7 separate regions of the Homo sapiens genome follow, and all the other regions are linked to region 6. A link is a contact called in ENCODE Hi-C or POLR2A ChIA-PET data. All regions are on one chromosome and are shown on one strand. Each heading gives the region's core, a stretch centred on a gene start or an enhancer-like site at or near the end of the contact. The rest is flanking DNA. Distances are from core to core; before and after follow the strand shown.

Region 1 (2,700 bases), core at 36-2,535, 1.5 Mb before region 6:
CTCATTAAAGAATGGTAAAATGGGTCCCATTTGGTTTCATCAAAAAGGCAGCAAATCTTTCACAACTGAGGAAAACAGGTGAACCACGAGCTTCACATTCCAACAGAACTGTGGTACCTATGCTAGCCACAAAGATTATTTGTTGACTCAAATGTAAATTTAGATCTTTATCAATTTTACTAAATTCGCAAAGTATCCCTTTATATAGCATTTTGTACCAGTAATGAACAATTAGTATGCTCAGCGATGCTCAGGAGAGCCGCTCCAAAAACTTACATTATTCCCCAGACAAACGTTCTCTAGGGGCAGCCTTGCGTATTTCTACACCTTAGTAGACCTAAGTTAGGCGTTCAACACCTTGTCCTGGTCCAAGCCAGAAAGAACCCAGTAGTTCAGACTTTTCCCAGGTCAGAAAACCACGAAGGGCCTCCTCACACCCTGATTAAACGTTGGAAGCGGGCCCTGTGCTGTAATAACGCTCTGGCCACTCCCAAAAAAGCGAATCTTCGGGAGGAAAGCAGGCTCCCTTATTAGGGCTCACAGCACTCCGCTCAACTTACTGTAGGCGTCGGCTCCAGCAAGACTCGTCCCTCCAAGCCTTTAAATTATCTGACTGCGGGCCAGTAGCAAATGAACGGCACTGGTGGCGGTGGGGGATGGCTGCGCGAGTGAAATGACCTCCGTGTGTTTGCTAACCCCGCTATTATACTGCCCCGCTTAGAAACTTAAAGCGCTTCAGACATCAGATCTCACTCGCTTCCCAAATAGGCTTCCGTCCGCGCGGTCACAGCCCCTGGGCAGGCAGGAGCCCCGAGTGCACCAAGAACCCAGAGACCGTCCGGGGCTCGGCGCCTCCGCCTGCGGTTGGAATTTGATCCTCAAAATGCAATCATTTAATTGAAAAAGGACTAAAAGCTGCCTGTAGGCCGAATGCGTGGACGGCAGGGACTCAGGCACGGGAGGTGACGGGCGCCTGGCGGCTTCTGCTGAGTGGGGGTGGGATCCTCGAGGAAAGGGGGCGGCCCCTTCAAGCGCACAAGGACACGGGCCGTCCTAACCCGGGACGAAGGGCCCAAGCGCCACGAGGACGCCCCCACCCCCGAGGGGCCCTAACGGAGGCTTCCCCGCGGCGCCGAGCCGAGGCCTCGGCGTGGGGGCAGCGAGAGGCGCGCCTAGGAAGCGCACGGGGTAGCCCCGGAGCCACGTGGTCGGCTCCTGCGTCCAGAAGGTCCGAGCCCACTTACCCAGTCACGCGCCGCGGCCGAAAAGGGAGGGCACTGCGGAGATCAAGTTTAAAAGGGGCCTGGGCGGGGCGGCACCAACCAAAAAGTTGCCGGAAGGCCCCTCCGGGTCCAGCACCCGCCCCGCCCGCGGGGCCCGGAGGCCCTCGCGCGCCCCCTGTCGGCGGCCCGGGCCTTCCCCGCCTTGGGCCCCCCCCCCCACCCCACACGGCCCCGGCTCCCACTTGGCCCCGGCTCCCACTTTGCCCCGGCCTCCGAGTCTGGGGAGTCTGCCCCAAACTCTCGCTGGCTGTGATGTCTCTTTACCTCGTTGAAGGTCAGAGGAAGCTCCTGCCACTCAAATAATGTTAGGTGTCTCTGGTACCCACTCCCCTCCCTTGCCTGGTGTTTCTTAAAGTCTTCAGCCACGCCCCTGGGTGCTTCTTTCAAGACTCGTCTAATTACGTAGCAGAAGACTGGCTCCCGTTAAAGGATGTGAACATTAGCGGAGGTCGGGGGTGCAAACTCATCGAAGAGGGGTTGAAGCACGGGGAGGACTCCTGGTGCCTGGAGTGCTGCATGCTTAGAATGATGGCCACGGCCCGCAAATATCTTGCCCCCAAAGCACGTCTGTGTCATTGGACTGTGAGGAGGAAGGGGAGAAGGTATTCTGACTGCAGTAAAATAAGCAGGTCTGTTGGCTGGATGCCTAAGCAGCACTACATATAGAACATGAGTGTTAAGGACTGAATTTGTCCCCACTCCCAAAGACATTGAAGACCTAACCTCCAGCACCTGTGAATGCGACCTAACTTGGAAAAACTGCGTCTTTACAGATGTGGTCAAGACGAGATCATTGGGGTGGACCCTCCTAATTCAACATGACTGATGTCCTTATCACACGGTGTCAAAATGCCACTTGAAGACAGAGACACACGAAAATGTGGCGGGACAGGGGCAGATCAGAGTGATGCAGCTGTAAGCCCAGGAATGCGGTGGATTGCCGGCCACCACCGGAGAAAGGCTAGGAAGAGGCAAGGAAGGACCCTCCCCTGCAGATTTCAGAGGGAGCTTGGTGTTTGGTTCTGCTGACACTTTGATTTTGGACTTCTAGTCACAAGAAATGTGAGACAAAACATTTCTGTTAAGTCACCGAGTGCTTTGTTAAGGCATCCCTAGGGAATTAATACAAGGACTGTGGGGACTTTCCCTCTGCCGTTCTGTGTAAAATCTGGCCATAAAGACATTATTTGACTTCCCTTGTTTGACTGTAGGTCATAAGACCCCCATTCCAGAGGGAGTCCTGTCCCATACCCAGAAGGAAAGAGTGCATGCTCAGAGAGGCCAAGAAGAATCCAGACAGACAGGCCTTGCTGGGTTTTCTCCCTCTATTAGTCTTAGATCATACACTTTTTGTCCGATCACATTTCTACGTCACTGCCCATACTTTGTTGAACCTAGGCATAAAAATGGATAATTT
Region 2 (2,700 bases), core at 93-2,592, 1.3 Mb before region 6:
GAGCCCAGGAGTTTGAGACCAGCCTGGGCAAGATGGCAAGACCCTGTTTCTATAAAAATAATAAATAAATAAATAAAAATAAAAGTATTGTTAAATAGTATTAAAGAAATTACAATGGTTCCCTGTATCACTCTTCACACTCTTTCGTTGCTTCTTCCTAGAGGCAACTACTTTTGATTCTTTTAGCCATTTCTTCTTGCATATACATCTCAGTACTTCTAAATGATATGCCTAGATATACTGTTTGCAATGGTGACTTTTAGACATAATCATCTGTTATGATAGATGAACATCCAACTCTTATACTATCCTTCCTTATTGTTCCCATGCCCCACCCTCCCAAGATAATACAATTTTTGATTAAACTTCTGTATTTACCTAACTTTTTATGCAAATACAATTTCCAGTTGAGCACTGTGAACTATGGTTGCCTTTTCTAGTTTTTCCTGAAATTGTTGCCTTTTTTCCTATTTGCCTAATTTTCTTTGTACCTCTTCTAGCAGACGCACCTTCTAATAGACACCAACATTGGATGGTTTATCACTTTCTTTTTTTCTCTTAGGATAGCCCACTCCCCACCCCACCCCCGATCCCTTTCCTCTTCTGAGTTGAATGCTCTCCAGGCTGTTGCAGAGCTGTCATCTATCTTGAGTCTTTCCTTCACTGTGGACCTTGGAATTCTCTAGATTTTTCTCCCAAGTTGGATTCCTCATCTCTTCTTTTTTGGTTTACTCTCTTATTTTGGGGGAGAACATCCTCCAGTAATCAGGTTAAAAAGGATCTTCCCTTAGTCCCCAGTGTTGTGAAATTTCACAATAATCTGCCTGGATTATTCTGGGCCCTCAGTGGCCCCTTCAGGAAATCTGGAAACTTAAGTCTTTCACTTCTGAGAAATTTGCTTGAATAATTTTACTGACGATTTCCTCTCGTTGGCTTTCTTCTCCCTTGTTTGGAAACTCTTGTTAATCAGATATTCAGACCCCTGGATTGGTTCTCTAATATCTTCATTTTCTTGTTTTTGTTTTCCCCTCTGTCATTTTACTCACCTTTCTAGAATGCCTCAATTCTATTTTCTGGTCCTAGGTTCCTTTTTATAGTTTCCTACTCTTGTTTCAAAGGTATGTCATTGTCTCTTATTTCCCTGAGGGTATTCATGATACTTTTAAAGTTTTAGTCACTGTGTATTTTATTTCCTCCGAATTGCTTTTATCTATTTGTTTTGTTCTCCAGTTTTCTTGCCCTGGGCTTTCCTTAGACATCTGGCACCCTTGGATGTTTGTTCAGGATTAGAGGACTAAAAAGTGGATTGGATGCTCTCAACTTGCAGGCAAGGCTTGTTGACTTTGAGCTTCACTGTAGGGTGAGCTGGAAGCACTGTTTGTTTTAGGAAACTTTTTTGCTTCAGTATTTTCTGACCTTTTTTCATGGACTGGTCAGATTCCTCAGAAAGAAACCTTTCTAATCTCCTGCCAAGGTTACAAGTATGCTGTCACTGTTCTGATGGCCAATTGGGGAAACAGAGCTGGGGAAGAAGGGCTGCGGGTCTCACCATTTTATGGTTTGTGTTACTGTTCTCAAATCAACCGCTGTGCCAATTGACCTCCGGTCAGGAAGGATTCCTTCAAAGAATAAACCTGCCATCTTGTATGGGGGAGGGGAAGAGGACATACTCAGTGATGTGGAGCAGAGAGGGGAATGAAGGCTCTGATTGCTTCTCACACAGCTTTTACCCAGCCCATCCTAGATTGGTTTCTTTCACCGTAACCTTCAGTTTCAGAAGCACTATCTGAAACTGCCAGTTCCTGAGCCTGTTGAGGACTCTGCATTGTAAATTTTGTTGGTTTTCTGGTTTTGCCACTGTTGGCTGAGACCTCGACATTCTATGATGTGCTAAATTATGTCAGCCCTAACTACATTTGAGCTGCATTGTGTATCAGGATTATATTTCTCTCTCTTTCTCTCATTCTGTTTTCTTTATTCTCTCCTTCTGGGTATTGGCCTTCCTGGATGGATCCTGTTTTTAAAAAAATCTTCTTTCCCTTTTCAATCTCTTTGTCTCTATCTTATACTTCCTGTGAGATTTCCTCAAGTTTATTATTTAACCCTTTCATTGAGCTTTTAATCTCTGCTATCACATTTAGAATTCCCAAGAGCTCTCTTTTTAAAAATGATGTCTTGTTTCATGAATATATCTTCTATCTCTCTGAGGACATTAATATTACCTGAAAACATTTTTTTATCTCCTTGTTTATTTCTTCTGAATTTCTTATTTCTGTTAGTTTCCTTCAAGAGAGTTGCTTTTCACAAATATCTTGGCCACTTATTTATTTTTGTTTTTTAGTTATTTTTTACAGATGGGAGTCTCACTTTGTTGCCCAGGCTGGACTCAAACTCCTGGGCTCAAGGAATGTTCCCACCTCAGCCTCCCTAGTAGCTGGGATTACCAGCTTGTGCCACCCCACCCAGCACTGGTCACTTATTTTTAAGGGAGAGGCACTAAAATGTTGATTGGAAGCCTTATTTAGGGGGATTTCATTAGCTGCTGGGCTTCTCTGAAGGGTGATCTGGCAGGTCTCCCATTTTTTTCCATTGGAAGAACTTTAAATGTGCAAAGGCAGGTTTCCCTTTGATATTTAGTTTCCCCTGAGGGGAGTTGTCTAATCTCTTGCCTAAAGGACAGAAACTTGCCTTCCAAGCATT
Region 3 (2,700 bases), core at 5-2,504, 1.7 Mb before region 6:
ACCTTCTCAACATTCCACAATGGCTCTGTGCCCTTTCACAGCTCCATGCCTTTGAACATGGTGTTCTCCCTTTCTGAAATACCCTTTGACTTTCTTCTCTGGCAAACTCCCATTTACCTTTTAAGATCCAACTCAAACATTACCTTCCTTGTGGAGTTCGCTGACTTTCCTAAACAGTCATTTCTTGTCCTCTGTTTCCATTGCTCATTGAACCAATCTCTATTGTCCTTATCACTGTAGTTTGTTATTATTTACTCATTAATCTGATCCTCCCTTTGGAGGGGGATCCTATCTGTTTTAGCAATCTGCCCTAATAATTACCTGAAATTGTTTGCTTGATACCCTTTTGATATCAAGTAATATATCTTCTTATTTATGTGCTTGTTATTTATGAGTTCAGCATGTTTGAAAAGTTCACTTAGTGTTTCTGGAGAAATCCTGCCCATTTCTAGTGTAAAGCTAGAATGAACTTCCTGTCTTCTAGGGTGGAGGTCAGTTTTTCTTCTAATTAATCCTGACCAGTCTTGAGAAGGATGTGGTAGGAGAGGTTTACAAGGTCAAAAACAGCAGTACTGTCTGCAGGCGCAGGTTCAGGTGTTCTCGGGTTCCAGTTATTATACAAAACATTTAGTATATGTTCAGAGAAAAAGTAGGGAGGAATGATGGAAAAAATAAAAACAACCCCCATGGAAAGAAAACTGAGGCATCGTATTTGACTTTTTCCAGGCTAAGCCCAAAAGCAATGATGTAGTGAGGGGGAAGTTTGTATTTCCATTTTGCAAAAACGTAATTTTTTTTTCCTCCCGGGATTTGATAAGATTTTGATAAATTCTTGTGAATTTAATTACAGGGAAGTAAATCCTACTGACTAGTAAATTATCAATTTGTTTCTCTTTTCTCACAAAAGAGAAACAAATTGATACCCTTCACATCATCCGGTAAGGTTTATTTTTTTCTGAGAAGGCCATAAGCCCTAACGGCTCAGAATCTAAGAGACCTTCGCTGATTGTCATCGCCTAGCGGCCACCGCAAACCTTACAGTCAATCAACTTCCCTCGGACGCCCGGATCACGCCCATTGCTCAGACCACGCCCACTCAAGGCGCCTCATGGCTCCGCCCCAGGCCCAGCAGAAGAAGATTCTCATTGGTGGAGAAGTTGTTCTGATCCCGCCCCGGAGGACGGCGATAGGCTGAACTGGCGTGGGGCGGTGGTGGTTGGCTGCTTGAGGACGGGTCCCTGGTCGTGCCTGTCAGAGAGGCTGGCGGCAGTGGTGGCTCTCCCGGCTGGGTTGTCAGTCAGTGAGAGGAGGGGGAAGATGGCTCACCGGGACCCGTTCTGCTAGGAAGAAGGGGAGCAGGTGGTGCTGCTACTCGGGAGGAAGCAGAGCAGCCTCCGTCGCTGTCGCTGAGAGCCTCACGAGTCGAGGTCCTGCAGGTGGAGCTCCGGCAGCCGCCCTGGTGAGTCCAGCCGAGAGACCCACGCCGGGCCCCCAGGGCGTCCGGCAACGGATAACTTTTTTTTGTCAGGGAGGAGCCGGGGCGAGGCGGCGGCGAGGACAGGACCGGGACTTTGTCCCTGGGGCCGCGGCTCCACTGGGGGTAACGGCTCCCGCGCGAGGCGCCATGGGTGGGTGCGAGGCGGCGCGGGGCGCTGGGGGCGGCTGGCGGGCGGGTGGGCTGCGGCCGGCGCTGCTCGCCCCGAAGTTGGGCGCAGCCTGCCCGCTGCCTGGAGGGCGGCAGCTTTGTGCGCGCGACTCGGGTCTTTCCTTCCCGGCGAGGAGCAGTCCAGCCTCCTGCTGTGACCCGGGTGCCGCCGCCTCGGCCCCACCGGCCGCCCCTCTGCCGGGTGGGCCTGGGGCGGGAGCCCCCCGTCCCCTCCCTGCCGCGGCGGATGCTCTGGCCTCTGCCTCCTCTCCCACTCGCGCCCTCTACTTCGGCGAGGCCGCCACTGTCCGTCCGGTCTGGTGGCCACAATGGTCACTGTCGACCCCCCGCCCTCGCCCCCTGGAGAGCAGCGTTGGCCCGAGTCGGTCTTTGGTCCCCTGCAGGGCGGAGAGGTTCAGACAGCAGCCACGCTTCCTTCCTTGGTTATTTCGCTGAAGATCTCTTCTTGAGCCCTTGCCCCTTCTTTCTATGAGTTATTCCTCTCCTGAGGCTCATTTTAACATACTCGGGAATCCTCGGGGGTTTGGCTGAAAATGGTTGCATTAAAACACCCCCAAGTTTGTACGCTTCCCCGAAATTTGCTGTCTGCCCGTCAGCTTGCACATGTGTGCTTTGTGAGTTTAGACATTCCTGAAAGATTTTAATTTTGCCTAAGTGGTTTAGTACTGCACAGAATCTGCTCTCTGAGAAATACACTATCACAAGCCTGGCAGCCGCGGCGCTCTTCAGGTAGGGGGAATTTGTTCCACCGGCAGCTACTTCTTATCTCAGAGACTGCCCTACAGGCAGTAGGGCCAAGCTGACCTTTTGCAAATTATTTATCCTTGGATCACACAGTAGTTTTTGGAGCAGGTGGGCCACCTCTTTGGTTCATGTAACACTTTACAGTTTGAGGTTTTCAGCTTTCAAATCTTATTGCCATAAAGTCAGAAAGACTGGGAGGCTTGTTTTCCATGAAAACATTCTACTGCTAACATCCACAGGCACCCCACCTCCCCCGACATTTCCAAGTATTTTTTTTTCTTTAGGTGAAT
Region 4 (2,700 bases), core at 34-2,533, 1.6 Mb after region 6:
ACTCACTATCAGGTTATTCATTCAAGATGTATTGGTTGGGTTTTTCTTGGTTTCGTTTCTTTGGAGGAGGGATAAATTGTGGGGGGCTACTGTAGTGAACAATACAGATATTATGGTCCCCACTTTAGTGAGTGTAGGAATCTATTGATGGAACAGGCAAGCAAAGACAGTTAATAAAAAATTAACATAAAAACCAACATAGATGGGTAACTACCTAATCCTTATAGAGAAAGAGGAGTGGGGTGCTTGAAAACTCTTTGCAAAGGTATAGAATGTAAAATCTAAGCTAGAAATTCATACATGAGTAGAATTTACCCTTGTGAAAAATGCTATTATATTCCCTGGTGGAAGGAACAGCGTGAGACTGCACAAAGAGAGACCTGAAAGTAGATCAAGCAGCATGATAATATTAGGGTGGGGAGTGTGACAAATGAAGCTGAAGAGAGAGGCTGTGTGCCCACGCAGATCACAAAATGGCCTTGTAACTTATAAGCCATTTTCATGAGTTTGTGTTGTCCTAGAGAAAATGGGGTGCCTATGTAGGGCTTAAACAGGGCACAACACGATCATATGTATTTCAGGGAAGATCTGGCTGCCCCAGAGTGTCCTCCTGACCATTGAGCTAGGCTTCCACAGGCAGGGAGTCCTGCGGTTTTGGCGGCAGGGAAAGAGAATAGTGTCCAAATAGAATGATATTTCCACTTTGGGCAATACAGGTCTTCAGGCTGATTTGATACTTGGGGATACAAAAGAGGATCCGAGGCTGACAGCTTGGCTGTATGATTCCCTGATTTAGCAGTTGCATAATGAGAAGAGAAGCGGGACAGGAGAGAACTAGTGGGTTCGTTTTCAGATGCGTTGCATTACAATTATCAGGCCTGCTTAGGATTCCGTGTACTGCATAAAATATACTCCATAAATATTTTGATTTTTTATTGTACAGTCCAAGCCTGTAAAATTCTACCAAACCCACCTCACTACTGGAAATGATCAAAGTGAGAACCCCCATTTTTAAGCTACCTACTTAATCCAATAAGCCTCTGTGCGAAAACACACATTTGCCTGCCCTTAAAAGAGCAGTCGGTTGGCTTTCCTGCGTGCTCAATGCATTTCCGAGGCTCTAAGCTCCCGTTCTCGAAGCGCGAAAACGCGGTTCCCCCTGCTGGTCAGGGCTGCGTAATGCAGCGAAAAGAGGGGAAATTCCTAGGGGCGTGGTCGTTGGTGGATGGCGTAAAACGAGCGCCGGGGACATGGGATTGTGCTTGCGTCAACGGCGCGCGCCGTGGGAACCTTGACAAGCAGCATGGCTGCAGGTTGCTCAGAGGCGCCGCGGCCAGCGGCGGCTTCTGATGGGTCTCTGGTAGGGCAGGCTGGCGTCCTGCCTTGCCTAGAGTTGCCGACTTATGCCGCTGCTTGTGCGCTGGTGAACAGTCGCTACTCATGCCTGGTGGCCGGGCCGCACCAAAGGCACATCGCGCTGTCGCCCCGCTACCTTAACAGGAAACGCACCGGCATTCGAGAACAGCTTGATGCGGAGCTCCTTCGCTATTCTGAGAGGTACCGATCTCTTTGCCTGTTCCTTCTTTTGTGCACGGGAAGTAAAGCAGGTGGATGTGCTGACGACGCAGCAGAAAGGGGCAAATGGCAAAGGTCGCATTGCCCCCCAGAGCTTAGCCCCCTGGATTTCTAGAGTCGCGATCCGTCCCTCAAGGCCAGTACCGCTCTGGTAAAGATCTATACAGGGTCCCTTTCATAGATAGAGAAGAAAACTTAAAGATGAAGTTCAGGTGTGGGCGGAGGGAGTGGAGATTCTTGCTCCAGAACCCTGGTGTAGGGGTAGGAAAAGACCAGGGATCTGGAGACCTAGTAGGCCCAGTTCTGTTTGGCATTCAACGTTTCATTTATCCCCTTACGGATGATGCTTTCTCATTTGACGATAAAAATCTGGTTTGCAGTGCTTGAGTAGATTCTCATTCCATAGAAGATAGCATACGAAGCATTAGTACAACCGTTCTATTTGTAAAACATGAAGGACCTTTTTTGTTGTTGGATTTCGCTCTGGTAATTTCCCCATTTTCTCTTCTCTTGGACCTGATCTGGGGATTATGAAAATGCCATTAGTTTAGCGGGATTTTGTTGTTTTTAAGAAGATTTATTCAGTCGAACTAGTGAGCCTGTTGCTTTGGGGAGAGAAAAAACCAAAACGTATGCATTTATATTACGGTATTCAAAAGTGACTTGAAAACTTAGAATTACAGAGGTGTGGGGCGGGGGGCGCGGGCATGTGCTTGAGTATTCCTCTGGACTATACTTTGGTTTAAAAGCGGGGTTCTAAAACTAGAGGGAATGGATTCTCTAGGGATTCATGATTGCCCTTCAGGAATTCCTATGTGAAGTTCCTTGGGCACTGCATCGGAAGTTTTTATCAGTTTCTTAAGGGATCCTGGACCTCCACCCATGTCTAGAATCTGCAGATTCTTCCAAGCACCAATATACACTTCTTGTATGTTTATATTACATACCGAACACTTGAGATACAAAAACAAAAAATAAAATCTCTGTTTCAAGGAGCTTTAAGCTGTAGGAGAGATACAAATACAAGCCAATAAATAGTAAAGTGTTAAAATTTGACAGAAATCTAATAAGATAAGGAGTGTAGAATTTGGATCTTGGGACCTTTGAGAACAACTTGATTGAAGA
Region 5 (2,700 bases), core at 6-2,505, 1.5 Mb before region 6:
CCAGCACTTTGAGAGGCCGAGGTGGGTGGATCACTTGAGGTCAGGAGTTTGAGACTAGCCTGGCCAACATGGTGAAACCCTGTCTCTACTAAAAATACAAAATTAGCTGGGCATGGTGGCGGGCACCTGTAATGCCAGCTACTCGGGAGGCTGAGGCAGGAAAATCGCTTGAACTTGCGAGGTGGAAGTTGCAGTAAGCCAAGATCGTGCTATTGTACTCCAGCTTGGGTGTCACAGTGAGACTCCGTCTCAAAAAATAAATAAATATAAATAAATTAAGTCTGGGCGCGGTGGCTCATGCCTGTAATTCCAGCACTTTGGGAGGCCGAGGCAGGTGGATCACAACATCAAGAGATTGAGACCATCCTGGCCAATATAGTGAAACCCCATCTTTACTAAAAAAACAAAAATTAGCTGGGCGTGGTGGCAGGTACCTGTAGTTCCAGCTACTTGGGAGGCTGAGGCAGGGGAATCGCTTGAACCCGGGGGGCGGAGGTTGCAGTGAACCAAGATCACACCACTGCACTCCAGCCTGGTGACAGAACGAGACTCCATCTCAAAAAATAAAAAAAAAATAATAATTAATTAAATTTTTTTTAAAAAGGGAAAAGAAAAGGGAAAACAAAATCCCAAGTCCCGTTTGTATGAACATTTATATGAAAATTTTATCCAACTACAAAAACACATTTTTGTGTTAAATGTGTTTTGTGATAAAGGAAACCGAATATGGACTAGTGTTCAGATGATATCACAGAATCATTAATATTTTTAGGAGGGATAATAGCCTTGTGGTTATGAAGGAAAATGTTCTTCTTTTTAGGAGATACTTGCTGAAGGGCTAAGCGTTATGTCTACAATTTATCTTCCACATATATTGAAAACTTAGAGAAAAAAGCAAATGTGGTAAATATTAGAAGTAGTTAAATTTAGATACTGGGTGTATGGGTAGTCATTGAACTAGTAATTAAAGGTCTGTGAATCAGTTGGAATTGCTTCTGGCTGCAAATAAAACTCAACTGACAAGAGTTTCAATTTTAAGAACCTTCAACCTTGGCTAAACAAGAATTGCAGCTGTTGTCCATTTAGTGTTGGTGCAGCCACTCAGTGATGCCATTGAGACCCCATGTTGATCTATCCATCTGCCTTGTCATTTTCAGCAGATTGGCTTCTGACACTGTCAATTCATGATTGCAAGACAGCTGCTGCAGCTGTAGGCACTGTCACACTCCCAGACAGGATGTGGGTGGGGAAGAGCAAAAGCAAACTCTCCTCTTGCACTTGCATCATTTATCAGAAAGCAGATTCTTTCCCTGAAGCCCCCAGGAGACTTCTACTTATACCTCACTGGCCAGAATGGTCCTATGCCAATCCTAGCTACAGGGTAGTCTAGGGAAGGAAATCACCACGTGGAATTTATATCTACTGTGATTCATCCCCTTGGGCTACAGGTGTACTGTCACCCTGAACAAAAGTGGTGTTAACAAAAAAAAAAAAAAAAAAAAGAAAGTTAAAAAAAAGGAGAAAATGGAAGCTGTTTGTCATTGGCTAAATAGATACCCTTTTTCTCTGGAAGGGAAATTGTTCTGTTCCACAAGATATCAGAAATGATTTTTAAATGAAACTAAAACTCTTGCCACATGACATCAGATTGATGTTTAACAGAAAGATAAATGGTGCCTGAAAGGAGTTTTAGTTTCTTGTTCTTCTTTAGCTCAGGAAAAACAGAAAGTTTTTAGCTATCTATGGAAACTATTTTTGCTTAACTTTCGATTTTGGTAATACATTTCAATATACAGTTTACTTCCCACAATTGTTTTCATTGTGATAGACATTGTGAGGCAGAACAGAATATTTATTTCTACTCATCATATTATTAGCCACCGTTTGTTGAGTGTCCCTTATATGCAAGGCATTATAATAGGTGGTTACATCTTCTCTCATTTATGTAAGAGGATGTGCCTGGCTGTTACAAAAAGCCCTAGATCAAGTCTGAGTCATCAGACTTAATAAAGAAGAAGAAAACGGAAAGTTTTCAACAACCATTCTAATTTCTACTTCATTCCCAGCCTGTGTGAGGCCACTATAATAAGATACTCTTGACATCTGGGCTCTTAAAATGGAAATCCATTTATTGGTTAAAACAAAGAACAGCCATAACTAGAATTCCCTTCTGTTCCCTTCCCTATCCCTTGGCCCAAGGGTAGGGTTTCTTTTAGAAAGGAAGCAAGACACTCATTGTAGAGTCTTAGCTCAGTAATAGCCACCTAACCATCACTGGGGGCCACAGTCATGTGTCCTGGAAAGGCATAGAAGGCGTGACCTATGCCCAGAAGGTTTCTGTGTGTGAAGTCCTTCATCATGAGGCCATTTGGTGATGATTTAGCATGTGGTGTGGATGACTGAGGTCCAGCTTCTAACTCTGGTTGACTGCCGAGAGATGCCGTGAAGTGCTGTGTTGTTTTCTGGAGTCTTAGCAAAGAAGAGAAGCATAGGCTGACAGCACTCTTGGCCTACCCCATGGCTCTTGGCCATTTGTTGTCTCAGGTAAGCCTAGTTAAAGAGAAGCCCAACAGAGCCAAGGCTGGCAGAGAGGACCAAGAGGCTATAGACTGGTGGGTTGAAGTGAAGGTAGTGGGTACACCACTGGGAAACTAGACACTGGTTTCTGAAGGAAGAAACCATTCAGAAGGAGAAGGGCCA
Region 6 (2,700 bases), core at 179-2,678:
AACAATAGCAAGAGTTAAGTTTGAAAGAGTTAGTACATTATTCTCTGGGTTCCATATCTTTTTCTGCATCAGTCACAGGCACCAGTAAGTGACAGTTGGAAGATCCTTGCTTTGAACTCACACAAACCCAGCTCTATCTTATTTCTTTGTTCAAAAAGAGTTAAGCAGATGTGATTTCTCCCTTTGTTGAACTTGCAGTTTAGCAGGGAAGTCATATATAAAATATTAATTATGCAAATAACTATTTAAGTGGGCTTGTACTAGATACTTTAAAGAAGAATACAGATGCATATGAGAGAAGACCTAACCCGGCCCACCTATAGAAGTACACCTAAGCCAAAACTTTGAGAGAGGTTTGCCATGTATAGGCAGGGCAGAGTGGCTCATGCCTGTAATCCCAGCACTTTGGGAGGCCGAGGCTGGCAGATCATTTGAGGTCAGGAGTTTGAGACAAACTTGGTCAACATAGTGAAATCCCATCTCTACTAAAAATACAAAAGTTAGCTGGGCATGACGGCAGGCACCTGTAATCCCAGCTACTCAGGAGGCCAAGGCAGAAGAATCACTTGAACCTAGGAGGCGGAGGTTGCAGTGAGCCGAAATTGCATCACTGCCTCACTGCACTCCAGCCTGGGTGACAGAGCGAGACTCCATCTCCAAAAAAAAAAAAAAAAAAGAGAGAGAGACTGAGGTTTGCCATGTATGTTTGTGCAGGTTGGGCACTGCACAACTCCAAGGGCATTTTTACATTGTGGTCTACGTGAATGGTGCTCCTGGGACTCTTGCAGCACACAATCTATAAAGCTGAATATGGTAGCCTTGCTTACTAATGGGTAGGAATTAGATACAGAATGTTAAGCAGATGTGTGTGTGTGTAGATGATGGTGGTGGTGGTGACAGGTTGAGAAAGTAGATAGGCATTCCAAGTAGAGGGAACAGCATATTACAAGACCCTCAGGTGGGAAGGTACTTTCTTTTCTTTGTTACCTGACATGCGGGCAATTATTCAGACTTTCACAACCCCAAATGTTTTATTGGTAAAACTGGGGAAAACAAGTTTCATGGCTACTTAACTTGCATTGTCATTGTGAAGCATTGAAGCTATGTAAGGAAGCACAGTGCTCAGCATAGTGCTCAGTCTCTGTGTTTCCTTCTTTCTATTTCCTAGAAGCAAGGTGAATTTGGGGTCACCAACGTGACACTTAATAAATAGCAGGTACTTGATTCACACCTCTATCATTAACACTCAAAAGTTCTAGGACTATTAGTGATTGCTAAATAAGGTTTGCTTTCCAGGCAGCTAGTGCAAGAAAGGAAGGCAGGTTTGGACAAAATTATCAAGTTACCTTAGCTGTGTGGTGACCAAAAAGGGAACTGAAATTATGACATTGTCCCTCCCACCGCACAGTCCACACCCTTCTCACCCACACCCATCTGATCTTATCTCCTGCCCAATCTGACATTTTGCTCTTTCAGGAAGCAAGTTATGCTGTTCTTTTCTTATGCCTCCAGTCTATTTTTTCAACACTTTAATTTTATGTTATTGTGGTAAAATATACAGAACATGAAGTTCACCATGTAAATCATTTTTAAGTATACGATTCAGTACTTTTAAGTATGTTCACAATGCTGTGTGACTGTCACCACTATCCATTTCCAGAACACGTTCATTATCCCAAACAGAACTCTATAACTATCAAACAACAACTTCATTCTTCTTCCCGCCAATGCCTGGAAACCTCTATTCTGTTTTCTGTCTCTGTGAATTTGCCTATTCTAGATACTGCAAATAAGTGGGATCATAGGTTTATTTCACTTAGCATAATGTCCTCAAGGTTCATCCATGTTGTAGCATGTCAGAATTTTCTTCCTTTTTATGGCTGAATAGTATTCCATTGTATGTATGTGTGACATTTTGTTTACCGCACTTTCTTTTGTACAATTATCTTATTGCAGTGCTATTGTTTTTGTATGTATTGTGTGAGCACCTGATGGCAGATGTGTAGGCAGAAGTTCTAAAGCGGCCCCCAGTGAAGTCCCTCCCGAGTCCCTGGGACTTCAGAATGTGCTATCATGCTTGAGATTATGTTTTGTTACAGAGGGAGACCAGCCTGGATTAGCCTGGTGGGCCCAATGTAATAACATACATCTTTAAAAATGGAGTTTTCTCTGGCTGATGACAATAGAGGCAGTCAGGTTTGAAGCACGATAGTCATTTGGCACTATTACTGCTTAAAGATTGAGGAGCCATGGGAAAAGGAATGTGAGTGGCTTCAAAGAGCTGAGGCAGGTCCCAGATCTCAGATGGAAAGCACTTCAGTCCTGTAACTGTAGGGTACTCTGTCATAACCTGAATGGGTTTGGAAGTGGATTTCTCCTCAGAGCCTACACTTAAGTTCCCAGCCCGGCTGACACCTGAATACTGGCCATGGGTGACCCTGAGCAGAAATTCCTGCCACACCAGGTTGTTCTCTGGTATACTGAGTGGGGAGGTAATAAATGCGTGTTGGTTTAAGTTGCGAGATTTGTGGGTGATTTGTTACTCAACAACAGAAAAGGACGACAGCGAGGACCCCATCTTTTCATGTTTGTGTTTAGCCCACTGCCTGGAACTGACTAACTTCCCAACAAACACTAACCAAGTAATCGATTGAAGGAGGCAGGAAGAAGGGATGATGGGTGGAAGAGAAAAGGAAGAAC
Region 7 (2,700 bases), core at 132-2,631, 1.6 Mb before region 6:
TTCCAGAGGACCCATGGAAGTATATCGTCCTTCCAGAATTAGGATGGGATGGGAGATGGGAGCAAAACAGAAGATGTACAAAGAGTTATGATGACTAGTGTGTGAGATGAGTGTCATCTAGGTGTCTGTAGCTTCTTGTGGTGCTGGACATAAACAGAGATGAAGGGAATAAAGACTTTAGTCCTGGTGGACCTAAAGCAGACAGTGGTGGTGAGACTGTGAAAGTTTCAGGATAGGGAGGCATGTCATAGACTCCCTTTTGAGTTCTGCAGGAGACAGAGAAGTTTGGGGAGGAACAATTTTATTCTGAGCTTGCATGCGTGCTAAACAAGTGAGTGTCCATGTGAGCTCAGCTATACAATGAGGGCTCCCATTTGATCTCTATCAAGTGGAAGATAAGAGACCCAGGGCTGACTGGTGTTACTAATGTATAATATACATACAGAAAAATGTACAGTTTATGAAATGTTTAGCTTGGCAAATTTTCACCAAATGTATACACTTGAGTAACCAGCACCTAGATCAAGAAACAGACTGTTATCAGAACCGACAAGATAGGCCCCTCAAGAGCAGCCACTATCCCAACTTCTAACACAAATGGATTCGTTTTATCTGTTCTTGAAATTTACATAAATGTAATTATATAGTATGTACTCTGTTTTCCTGCATTCTTTTATCCAACACTGTAACACAGATATAGTTTATTCATTAAAAGTTATATTTTGTTGTATAGAATTTCAGATATTGTACAGTATACTGTAATTTATTCGTTCAACTACTGATGGACATTTGGTTTGTTTCTAGTTTTTGACTATTAAAAAATACCTGCTGTAGCCAAGCATGTGGTACACTCCTGTAGTCTCAGCTACTTGAGAGGCTGAGGTGGGAGGACCCCTTGAGCCCAGGAATTTGAGGCTACAGTGAGCTGTGGTAGCGCCATTACACTCTAGCCCGGGTAACAGAGTGAGACTCTGTCTCTAAAAACAAAACAAAAACAAAAGCCTATTGCTCAGATGAACATTTTCTGAACATAGCTTTCAGAGAACATATGTCCTCATTTCTGTTGAGTATTAACATGGGTAGAATTTCTGGGTTCGTAGAGTATATGTATATATCCTCAAGTTTAGAGGATATTGCTAAAGAGTTTTCCAAGATATTGTACCAATTTGCATTCACATTAGCTGTGTCTGAATATTGATTGCTCCATATCTTTTTCAACACTTGGTGTGATCTTTCATTTTAGCTACACATGCGTACGTGTGTGTGTGTATGTGTGTGTGTGTGTGTGTGTTTGTATGGTGTATTTCACTGTGGGTTTTAACTGACATTTCCCTGATGACTAACAAAGTTGAGCACGTTTCATGTGCTAAGTTTCCATTTGAGTAAGTGATGGTCTTGATTTCCTATAGGATTGTCTACCTTTTTTCTTAATAATTTATGAGTTCCTTATATATTCTGGATATGAGACTTTTGCCATGTATATGAATTGCAGATATCATCTGCCACCCTATGGCTTTGCCTTTTCATTCTCCTAGTGGTATCTTTTGGTGAGTAGAAATTCTTACTTTCAAGGAAGTCCAGTTTATCCTTTTCCCCTCCTTGTGATTAGTGCTTTTGTGCCTCTTGTTTAAGAAACCTTTGCCTAGCCTAAGATTATGAAAGTACTCTCTTGCATTTTCTTCTAAAAGCCTTATGGTTTACTGTTCACAATTAGATCTGTGGTCCAACTGAAACTGTTTTTATTTTTGCATACAGCATGATCTCTAGGGTCATGGTTCTTTTTGTCCTCCCCATGTAGCTATCCAAATAACCTAGCCCCATTTATTATAAAGAGCATCCTTTCCTCACTGAATTTCAGTGTCATTTTTGTCATAAATCAGGTGACCATATATGTGTGGGTCTGTTTCTGGCCACTCTATTCTGTTCCATTGGTTGTTTTCTATTCTTCTGACAGTGCCACCACTGGCTTAATTACTATAGTTTTTGGTAAGTTTTATACTAAGCTTTGCTGTTGGAAGTCCAGGTCCCACAGTTCTGTTGTTCTTCAAGACAGCCCTTGACTGTTCTTGGTTCCTTGTATATTCCTCTTGATTTCTTTTAATTTTTGAAAAATTAACCTTAATTTTAACTGGAGAGTTATTTTGAATTTTTGTAAAAATTTTACCTCCCCATTTCTATGTAACTTGATGTAGTGTGGTTCCATTTGTGATAACTTTCTGTCCTAATTTATTAAACAATGGAATTCATACAAAAGAAAACTTTTGTGCATTTATATTGGCTTTGCTTTACAAATATACATAACAACATAAAAAAAGTAGATACAGGCAGACAGAAAATAACAGTAAGACAAAGAGAATTGGTTATGAAACTCACAGTATTCATAATATAAAAACAAACAAGTTACTCCAAAGGAGAGATTTTCCTAGTACTGAAAACTTAAGATGTGAATTTTCTAGACTCTGTTGGCTTTTAAGGAGGATAAATGTCATCTAGCAGTGCTTTGGTAACATTTTGGACATAATTTCAAAGCCCAGTTTCTCCAAACAGACAGTTCTATAAAATCAATAATACAGTACATATATGTGGTTTTCTGTTAGTCTGACTTGATCCAAGGAGAAATATTTTTTATTTTAAAAATAAAATGCGTATTACCCAAGTAATCTTTTATGAGTGAATGAATGAATGAATGACCAAAAAATG

Evidence for each region. A loop is a pair of places that touch in the nucleus more often than their neighbours do. ChIA-PET counts read pairs that join two places held with the same protein, here RNA polymerase II (POLR2A). Pooled maps may share reads with other maps.
Region 1: a loop to region 6 is called in a pooled map, with 3 times the contacts of the local background. The contact joins the promoter of SNHG26 here to the enhancer-like site in region 6. A Hi-C loop is called at or near these places in 1 of 37 single-sample maps with no recorded cell type and 1 of 50 pooled maps. POLR2A ChIA-PET finds 5 or more read pairs at or near these places in 1 of 52 experiments (B cell).
Region 2: a loop to region 6 is called in a pooled map, with 8 times the contacts of the local background. The contact joins two enhancer-like sites. A Hi-C loop is called at or near these places in 2 of 37 single-sample maps with no recorded cell type and 8 of 50 pooled maps.
Region 3: a loop to region 6 is called in a map of B cell, with 7 times the contacts of the local background. The contact joins the promoter of HYCC1 here to the enhancer-like site in region 6. A Hi-C loop is called at or near these places in 1 of 168 maps with a recorded cell type or tissue (B cell), 5 of 37 single-sample maps with no recorded cell type and 8 of 50 pooled maps.
Region 4: a pooled map shows a loop between it and region 6 (6-fold over the local background). The contact joins the promoter of POLR1F here to the enhancer-like site in region 6. A Hi-C loop is called at or near these places in 1 of 37 single-sample maps with no recorded cell type and 7 of 50 pooled maps. POLR2A ChIA-PET finds 5 or more read pairs at or near these places in 1 of 52 experiments (naive thymus-derived CD4-positive, alpha-beta T cell).
Region 5: a map with no recorded cell type shows a loop between it and region 6 (11-fold over the local background). The contact joins two enhancer-like sites. A Hi-C loop is called at or near these places in 4 of 37 single-sample maps with no recorded cell type and 5 of 50 pooled maps. POLR2A ChIA-PET finds 5 or more read pairs at or near these places in 1 of 52 experiments (GM12878).
Region 7: a pooled map shows a loop between it and region 6 (7-fold over the local background). The contact joins two enhancer-like sites. A Hi-C loop is called at or near these places in 3 of 37 single-sample maps with no recorded cell type and 3 of 50 pooled maps.

Annotation. Positions count from the first base shown.
Region 1 is chr7:22,852,825-22,855,524 of GRCh38, reverse strand. SNHG26 (small nucleolar RNA host gene 26) reads right to left here and starts at 1,285. Exons shown (of 5, transcript NR_146320.1): 1 at 1,245-1,285. RefSeq lists enhancers at 281-510, 302-913 and a silencer at 1,011-1,470.
Region 2 is chr7:22,672,098-22,674,797 of GRCh38, reverse strand. No RefSeq gene overlaps it. Among named protein-coding and RNA genes, the nearest start is that of IL6, 54 kb to the left of the region's middle. Within about 2 kb of position 1,342, at least 3 of the 41 ENCODE cell types and tissues checked have a DNase peak (open chromatin) inside an H3K27ac peak, as active enhancers do.
Region 3 is chr7:23,012,684-23,015,383 of GRCh38, reverse strand. It overlaps HYCC1 (hyccin PI4KA lipid kinase complex subunit 1), which reads left to right and starts at 1,254. Exons shown (of 11, transcript NM_032581.4): 1 at 1,254-1,459. RefSeq lists enhancers at 924-1,103, 1,264-1,453, 1,871-2,552 and a silencer at 1,644-1,913.
Region 4 is chr7:19,707,620-19,710,319 of GRCh38, reverse strand. POLR1F (RNA polymerase I subunit F) reads left to right here and starts at 1,283. Exons shown (of 4, transcript NM_001002926.2): 1 at 1,283-1,557. The coding sequence starts at 1,304. RefSeq lists enhancers at 1,131-1,410, 952-1,554, 1,521-1,590, 1,555-2,159.
Region 5 is chr7:22,884,651-22,887,350 of GRCh38, reverse strand. All of the region lies in intron 3 of LOC107986776 (a long non-coding RNA gene), which reads left to right. Among named protein-coding and RNA genes, the nearest start is that of SNORD93, 29 kb to the right of the region's middle. Within about 2 kb of position 1,255, at least 2 of the 41 ENCODE cell types and tissues checked have a DNase peak (open chromatin) inside an H3K27ac peak, as active enhancers do.
Region 6 is chr7:21,354,224-21,356,923 of GRCh38, reverse strand. No RefSeq gene overlaps it. Among named protein-coding and RNA genes, the nearest start is that of SP4, 73 kb to the left of the region's middle. RefSeq lists an enhancer at 1,519-1,568. Within about 2 kb of position 1,428, at least 5 of the 41 ENCODE cell types and tissues checked have a DNase peak (open chromatin) inside an H3K27ac peak, as active enhancers do.
Region 7 is chr7:22,992,277-22,994,976 of GRCh38, reverse strand. All of the region lies in intron 1 of HYCC1 (hyccin PI4KA lipid kinase complex subunit 1), which reads left to right. Among named protein-coding and RNA genes, the nearest start is that of HYCC1, 21 kb to the left of the region's middle. RefSeq lists an enhancer at 1,929-2,008. Within about 2 kb of position 1,381, at least 2 of the 41 ENCODE cell types and tissues checked have a DNase peak (open chromatin) inside an H3K27ac peak, as active enhancers do.